2 separate regions of the Homo sapiens genome follow, and region 1 is linked to region 2. The links are chromatin contacts, found by Hi-C in ENCODE. All regions are on one chromosome and are shown on one strand. The core of a region is the stretch at or near the end of the contact, and the rest is flanking DNA. Distances in the headings are between cores, read along the strand shown. Region 1 has its middle 78 kb from the start of RLIM. Region 2 has its middle 27 kb from the start of PBDC1.

Region 1 (4,237 bases), core at 1,617-4,116, 1.6 Mb after region 2:
TGGATTTCATCGGTTACAACTATTTACTGAACTACCGAAAGGAACTAGCTTTGCATGGAACTTGACTTTCCCTGAAACAGCTCCTCCTGTTTTCTAGGCCCAGCCATTTGTGGATGACAGGTGAGTCTTCATCTTGGAGGGACCAGGCTTGGATGCTTGAAGCTATTCAGCCTGAAGGAAAGGCTTAGGCTAGAACTTATTGGGATCTGGAGAGTTAGAGACTACCAAAAATGTGGTACTGAGGGGTAGGGGCTGCTAGAAAACACCAAACTCCCCTGTGGATATGAGGAGTCTCTCAACTGGGATCAGGCAAGTTGAGGTGGAGGGTAAAGGCCACAGTTGGGAGGCACATACAGAACAAGTCCACCTCACTGAGGTGTGTGGGCAGGGGTTTATTTATTTATTTATTTTTTGAGATGGAGTTTCGCTCTTGTTGCCCAGGCTAGAGTGCAATGGTGTGATCTCGGCTCACCACAACCTCCACCTCCCAGGTTCAAGCGATTCTCCTGCCTCAGCTTCCTGAGTAGCTTGAATTACAGGCATGTGCCACCACGCCCGGCTAATTTATTTTTTGTATTTTTAGTAGAGATGGGGTTTCTCCTTGTTGGTCAGGCTGGTCTCGAACTCTCGACCTCAGGTGATCTGCCTGCCTCGGCCTCCCAAAGTGCTGGGATTTCAGGCGTGAGCCACCACGCCCAGCTGTGGGCAGGGGTTTAGACATGTTCTTCCCTTTTCTTTTCCCAGGAGCTCCCAGCTCCTAGCTTGGGAGCTCCTTTACCCTTTTGCATAATATTTGCTGCTCTTTGCCATTTCCTCTCTGTAGCCTGATGCAGGGCTGGAAGTCTGGAAGAGAGGAAGCCCTGGACTAGCTGTGTTGACCTCTTAGACATGCAAATCCTTTCTCACGAAAGCAGAGCCTCCCATGAGCTGCTCCTCACCCTCCCGTCCCCAAATAACCAGCCCAAAGAATTCTTCCTTTTGTGGCCTGTGGGCATCAAGCAAAGCCCTGGAAATTAGCCCTCAGTGATGATAATTTTATTGAATCATGAGAGAAGGACTGAGGGAGTGGAGCACACGCAAGCTTATTTTGGAGTTTTTCCTCCATGTTAAGGGGGAGAGGAACCTAGAAGACAATGACCCATACTCCCAGAGAAAGGCAGACTTTCTCTTCCACATGCCCTCCTTGGGGAAGTCCAGGGGGTGCACAAGGACTGTGGCTCGGCTTCTGCTGCCCTCCATGCCTCCATCTTGGGGCTGTAGTGCCACTCCCAAATAGTGCCTTCATTGGGGGATAGAGTGGACAAGGGAGGAGCAGGTGCTGACTCCAGGAGCAGCAAGCAGGCTTTCTGAAGTCAGGGAAAATGAGAGATTTGCTCACTTCCCTACTTTCTGTGAAGTGGGGTGGAAAGGGCCTTGCAGAAGCGTTCAAAACCCACATTCAGTTCCCCCCGGTCCTCAATTCCCCCAACTATAACCCGGCTTAAGAGCAGTTGCCTCCCACGGTTGGGGGGAGGGCCAATTGTGATGAGGGATATAGGAGCAACTGTGAACTGTAATTCGTCCACGCACAGGTGTTTGGAGATTTCTCAAGGCTTTGTTTTGTTTTGTTTTGTTTTGTTTTTTGCGGGGTCGAGGGGTGGTCTATGTCCAGATATGCTGCGGGGAAGGATGAAAGGAGTGTGGGAGGAGGTGGCAAATGCGGCAGGGAGCTGGAAGACCCCAGACTGACAGGAGGAAACTCTGCCTTTGCAAGGCCTTAAGGCAGAAGGATCTGCGAGGCTGCCCGCCTCCCAGGAGACTCCACCTTAAGGGACGGAGGGTGTATGTGAAAGTTGGGGGGAGAAGTGAAGGTAGTTGTCCTCTCCTTCACCCCCCACTAGGCAAGCGCAGAAGGAAGCAGGTCGGTGGAGACTAGGGTAGAGGAGTGTAGGAGAGGAGCAAACTGAGGAGGGCGGCTCTTCGAGTCAATCTGGTCCTTCTCACCACTCTTGAGGCTCCGTCCAGGCTTGGAGGAGGGTTCTCAAGCCTAGGAAATCCCGCGTGCTCCCCTGTGTGATCGGGAACTGTGAGATGGGGGAGTAGGCCTGAGCTGGGAGCTCCCACCAGCATGGTTGATTCCCCGGAGTTCTGAAAGAGTTTTTATGGAGACTGGGGGAAGGGGCGCTTGAAGGGTGGGCCAAGTCTTTGGCAGAAAGCAGCCCCACTGGGCTGACCCACTGTGTGGAGGAGGAGGCCCCGTAGGGCCCTCCCGGGTTGGAGGTTGCAGAGGAGGGCGGAGGAGGATTGCTGCCCCGGGCGGGAGCGCTTCCTGGCGGCCGAACCCGCCCTCAGTCTCCGCATCCTGGCGGGCCTCGAGTCTGGGCTCCTGTAGGTCTTTCGCTAGCAGCCGCCTGATCCCGCTCTTGGGACGCTAGGGACGAGGCCGGTCGGGAGAGAATAGGGGGCCGCCGATTGTAAAAGATCCTCGACAGGCCCAGCCCGGATCACCTCGAGGGCTCCGGACCGAGCGCTGGGGGTGGGGCGCCGTCGCCGCTACGGCCCCTGGTGTCGGTGGAGCGAGCAGGGAGGTAGAGGGCGGGGGATCGAGGAGGAGCTGAGCTCGGACACGCAGCAGCTGCTGTCTATCCGTCTGGCTTGCTGGCAGTTGGCAGGGCCCGAGGCTAGGTCTTCCCGCCCCCTTTCCCTAGGCGGGAAGGGCGGTTGTCATGGGTGGGCGGATTCCCGTCTGAATAGCAGGGGAAGATGCATTTCCGTGGCGCGGCTCCCGGGTTATTACCCCTCCCAAATGGGGAAATGGATGGAGACCCGCGGCGGGGGAGGAGCCAACCCCACTCTCCGCGTCCCCGCCCAAGGTGGCCGGAGGCCAGCGGCAGGACCAGGAGCGACCGCCAGGGCCAAATCCACCCCCAGGCAGTCCCAGAGTGTGGAGTGGGCATGGGGACCTGGCGGGAAATAGTGTCGATTAGCACCCCCAGGCCCGGATGCCAGGGCCCAGTCGTGGCGAGGTCAGTGAAGGGTGGGTGTGTGGTGGGAAAGGAGAGTAGAAGTGCAACCTTCTTTTCCCCTCCCCTGGCATTCCAGTGTATTAACATTTGGCAGGTGGGCTCGGCGCGGTCTCTGCGGTGACGAGAGTTGGGGAAAGATGCTCCCAAGTGTAGTCCCCGGTCTCCGCGGGGGGGCCACAGGCTCTGGCAGGAGTGAGGGAACGAGGAGGCCCACGACAGGTGCTGTCTGTCCGCTGCTCTGACAGGCCCGGGCGGGAATGCGGCCCGGCCCAGTACTGCTCTCCCCACCCACTCAGCTGGACGCGGACTCTGACACTTGTTAGTGTGAGCAATCGACTAATTTTATCCGGCTGGGGCTCAGCAGGAAACCAATGCCGAGGCGCGGGTAGTTCTTCCGGGCGACTCTCGCCCCCGGGAGGATAGTCGTGGGGAGAGGAAGAGGGGTTGGGGGTGGGATTCCTGCCGCCTCCATTTCACTGGGGGCGTGGTGGCTCCTGATCTGCCTCAGAGAGGACCGAATTTTGGCGCTAAGGTCGGTACTCTCTGGGTACTGGCGCCCAGAGAAGAAAAGGGTATCTTGGAAGTTAGGTAGTACAAACTCTTTGTGTTCTTCTGGTTTTTTTCTACTTATGTTCCTTTCATTCCTGAAGTTCCCGGATTCTAGCAGAGTGTCTGACACGCAGCAGGTCTCTAGAAAAGACTGCTTAAATGACTTGAAAACCAGGCATAGAACTTTGCGCTTGGTGACCGCTAGAGAGAGCTGAAAGGCAGGAATCAAAGGGGCTTTGAAGCATAGCCTCCTGAACCCCTGCAGGATTTGGGTATCTAATCCCTTTCCTTGTGCCTCTGCAGTCTCTGCTGCATTTCAGCTTATTAGAATTTCTGAACTTGCTTCAAGGGCTCTTATTCTACCCGTCACCCACACTATCTAGGCGCCAGCTATGAGACACTAGGGATTTGTAATCCTTGTCAGCTGGCCTGCACTGCTACTGTGGAGAAGTGGCAGGGAGCTGCTGGCCGCCTTTTCAGACGTGAAAAGACCCTAGAGGAGAGCATATGCTCGTAAAAATTATGGGATTCCACAGCTTTGAAATCTAATAATCCTGGGTGATCAAACACAGACTGGACCCTTGGGGCTGCTGGGGAAGGGGCTAGGGGAGCGGGGCAGACCTTAGGTGGGAGAGCCTGGGGCCCTGCAATGGGACAGAGTAATTAGCCTCAGTGGGAGGAGA
Region 2 (4,235 bases), core at 832-3,331:
CTGTGAGTATAAAGTTCCTAAGTTCTCTGTGTATGGCTCTGCTTTCTTTTTTGCCTGCATTAAGTCTGCTGTTACATTTCTACTGAGATAAAATCCACCATTTGCATCCATCCATTTCATTTTGTTATTGTTTTTGTAAACCAATGAGTTTGTATTAATATCTCATGACTAGAGTTCTGAAGTAAAAGCTATAGGATTTTTGGTTGTGTGGCAGGGCAGGTCTCACAGCTGAACAGGGAGGCCTCCTTAACAACTGTTTCAGCACTGACTGGTTAAATATTAAAAGCTGAAAGAGCCAGTGCCCTTATACAAAGGCTGGGATTTAACAAAAGCCCACCAAGAATTTTGCCTATGTCCTCCTGGGCCTTGAAGCATGACAAGATAAAGGAATTCTTAACAGGACCCCTTTGGGATTAAACAAGTTTTTATTGGAGGTCTGAAGAAACTCCCCAGACCTCCACAAACAAGTTTTACTGGTGGTCTAAAGGAACTTCTAAAACCTCTATGGATTTACAGCAGACAAGATAAGGGTAATCACCCCAAGCACCTGGACCCATCTAGATTAAGTAAATTTACTGAGGCTCCAGAGGAAGGTCTTCAAAACTGAGAACTTAGTTGTAGATTAAAAGAAGTTAATAACTTATGTCTTTAGATGAATGCAAAGTTATATGTAAACATATAGCTTAAAAGGTATATAAGCTTTGGAAAACTTTGTAATTTTGAGTTGGTCTGACGACAGTCTCTCCACAGGGAGAAGGCCTCGAAAATATTGGCAGACCAAGTAAAAATTACAAAGTTTTCTGAGCTTATATAAACTCTCTTCTTTCCCAGTTCATCTGCATCTCATTACCGGGTAGCAGGAATAAGTAGGCTGACCCTCAGTTTGGACCGGGAACAGCTGTGTAAGTGTGTATGTGTGTGTTTATATGTATGTACACGTATTTTGTTGTGTTTTGGGCCACAAGGTACCACACTGGCTTAACAAGTACTCATAAATTAATTAGCCCAAATGCTTTTCATCTTTATATGACTTAAGTAAAATCTGTCATATGCTTGCTTAAAAATTATTGGTAAACTAATAACAGAAATTTCTTAAAAATTGCCAGCATACATTTTTGCATTTATTAATCAAGCAATTTCATACTTATCAAAATGTGGCACATATACACCATGGAATACCATGCAACCATAAAAAATGATGAGTTCATGTCCTTTGTAGGGACATGGATGAAATTGGAAATCATCATTCTCAGTAAACTATCGCAAGGACAAAAAACCAAACACCGCATGTTCTCACTCATAGATGGGAATTGAACAATGAGAACACATGGACACAGGAAGGGGAACATCACACTCTGGGGACTGTTGTGGGGTGGGGGAAGGGGGGAGGGGGGAGGGACAGCATTAGGAGATATACCTAATGCTAAATGACGAGTTAATGGGTGCAGCACACCAGCATGGCACATGTATACACATATGTAACTAACCTGCACATTGTGCACATGTACCCTGAACCTTTAATAATTAAAAAAAAAATTTGGCATGCGGGTTACAAAACTATAAATCCGGCAAAAACAGAATTTTTGCTTGTATAATTTTTGATAAAAAAATTAATATTGGATTAATGAAAATCGCTAAATATCCAATTATTCAGTAAAATAACCATATATTTAATCTTAAGGCTTTTACTTAGGTAAACACCTGAAATTCACAGGCTATAAAATGGTTGAAAAGGAAATAAAATGACTATCGCAGTTTCATAAATAATCTAGGTAAACTATTAGAAAAAGTAGGTAAATGTAATGAGATAAATGCTTTTAGACAAAACTTGTTATAATTTAGATTCTGAAGTTATAGTAAGATAAGTTATGACATTAACTGGGTATTTTTCAATTTAAAAAATATGGAAAGCTAATCAGAAACTCGAATGCAACCAGTGTGTCTTTATCTACCTATGACCTTCCTAGTCACCTCACCAATTCAAGTTGTCCCACCTTTAGAGACCGAACCAGTATACATCTTACATATTGATGTTTCATGTCTCCCTAAAATGTATGGAAGCAGGCTGTGCCCTGACCACCTTGGGCACGTGTCGTCAGGACCTCCTCAGGCTGTCATGGGCGCGTCCTTAACGTTGGCAAAATAAACTTTCTAAATTGACTGAGACACCTCTCAGATATCAGGGGTTCACAGCCCTATGGAAAAAAAAAAAAAAAAAAAGGCATATGTCAGAAAGTTTACAAGCAGGCTAGTCAACAAAGAATCTCACGTTAAAAATATTTTTTGTCGCTCTTCTGTCCATCAGATTGGCACAGAGATTTCAGAAAAGAAAAAGCGGGAGTTAGTAGGCCACCCTAAAAGCTGTGCCTCTACAGCGGAAAGAAACTTTGTTTTGACTCTGAGGAACGGCGCTTTTTTTCTAAACGCGAAGGGCGGGGTAAGAGCAGAGCTGCACGCATCTGTGAATACATACTGCCACCAAACGGGCATAATTTCACCGCGACGGAGAAAGTCTGGGAGGACGTTCTCTTTGCGGCCCAATTTCTGCTCTTTAGATCTGGAGCAGTCCACTGAGGGACCTGAACAAGATAAACGGGAAGGGAAAAGCGCCAGAAGTTCGAGCAGAGAACCCACCGGGCAGCCGGTGGGGGTGCCCCGGAAGTCGATTTGCAACTGGGAGGCGGGCGGTCTGCCGAAGTGCTGCCCCGGAAGCCATAGCAGTAGCAGAAGGACGTTCCCGCCCCGCTCCTTCCCCCGGCCCTCCCCCCGCCAGCCCTCCCCCAGCACCCCCCCCACCACCACGTTCCACCGCCTCTTCGGGGAGGCGGGAGCGCCGTGCCTGATGGGAGGTGTGGGCGTGTTGATCATGGGTGTAGGGAATTCGGCTGTCTCCTTTCTACCCGCCGCCCGAGTTTATTTTGTGCACGGTTTCTTTTGTAGCGGACGTTACTGGGAGGAATGAGGGCGAGGAAGAGAAAGACGTTAGTCCTCGGACCGTTTCCGAGAGTCATCTCCGGGAGTAATGCGAAGATGGACACGCTCAGTCCTGCCTGTGCATGCGCGTTCGCGTTGTACGGAATTCCCAAGCCAGCTGCGTAGTTTCTGCCTTGAAGCTATTTGGCGAGAAGTTTCGCCTGTTCCTTTACTTTGTGGGTCAGGGCTTGGGTGCTTGAGTGGGAGAAACAGAAAGCCAGCTAGCCCTGGAACCCCTTCTAAGATCGTCATCCACCCAGCCATCCATAAATCTGTTCATCCATGAAACAAATAATCATTGAGCACCCCTTATATGCCAGACACACGTAAGGATGCAAGGGCCGCGTTCTCATTCTAGTGGGTGGGGACAGAGAGTAAACAAATTATCTACTTAATTTCAGATAGTGGTAAGTGATAGAAAATAAAACGGGGTGATATTGTCAGAGGCGTTTGAACCAGAGCGACTCCATTCCGAGTGAGGGCTAGGAAAATGAAGCTGAGGCTTGCTGGGCTGCATTCCCAGAAAGTTAGGTATTCCCAGCCTCTAGATGTTTACGGTTAAGGGAACAAATTAATAACGTTTACTAAACAGACCCAGACTTGGGAGTGTCCAGATATTCCGATATCTGGAGAAGAAAGGCATTCCTAATTTTGCCTTAAAGATAACAACACTGATTCTTGCAAAACATAGTAATTAAGAAAATTAATCCTCTATCACAAACCCTTGTAGCAGAGCACATCTCCTCATATAACAAGCATTGTACCTAGGGTGGACGCATTCCTCCTCTTACTTTTGGGAACGTCCTACTCTGTCTATGGAGTAGCTGCCCTTTCACCACTGTGCTTTCTCAATAAACTTGCTTTTGCTTTGCACTGTGAACTCGCCCTGAATTATTTCTTGCGCGAGATCCAAGAACCCTCTCTTGGGGTCTGGATCAAGACCCCTTTCCTGTAACAATATGACAAAGAAATGCGGTGGATGTTATACCCATTTATACTTGGTGGTCAGACTCGGCTTCTTTCAAAAATGACAGTTGAAGACATTAGGAAGGGTCCTGTATGGCTTTGATGACCTTGATAAGGGTCAAGGCTTCTTCCTGGTTTTGCCTTGTCTCAGGCTTATTAACAGAGACTTAGATCACCACAAAATATTGATAGGTCTGCTGCTTCATTCCCTGCAGTTGCTCCTATACTCTGAAAACTAGCATCAGAGTACAAAATTCTAATAGAAGGACTAAGCGGGGTCAGGAAGTGCCAGCGCT

What was found. Hi-C counts contacts between places; a loop is a spot of excess contacts on that map. Pooled maps may share reads with other maps.
Region 1: a map with no recorded cell type shows a loop between it and region 2 (8-fold over the local background). The contact joins two enhancer-like sites. A Hi-C loop is called at or near these places in 2 of 37 single-sample maps with no recorded cell type and 9 of 50 pooled maps.

Annotation. Positions count from the first base shown.
Region 1 is chrX:74,535,005-74,539,241 of GRCh38, reverse strand. No RefSeq gene overlaps it. Among named protein-coding and RNA genes, the nearest start is that of RLIM, 78 kb to the left of the region's middle. Within about 2 kb of position 2,866, at least 36 of the 41 ENCODE cell types and tissues checked have a DNase peak (open chromatin) inside an H3K27ac peak, as active enhancers do.
Region 2 is chrX:76,143,920-76,148,154 of GRCh38, reverse strand. No RefSeq gene overlaps it. Among named protein-coding and RNA genes, the nearest start is that of PBDC1, 27 kb to the left of the region's middle. RefSeq lists an enhancer at 2,032-2,851. Within about 2 kb of position 2,081, at least 16 of the 41 ENCODE cell types and tissues checked have a DNase peak (open chromatin) inside an H3K27ac peak, as active enhancers do.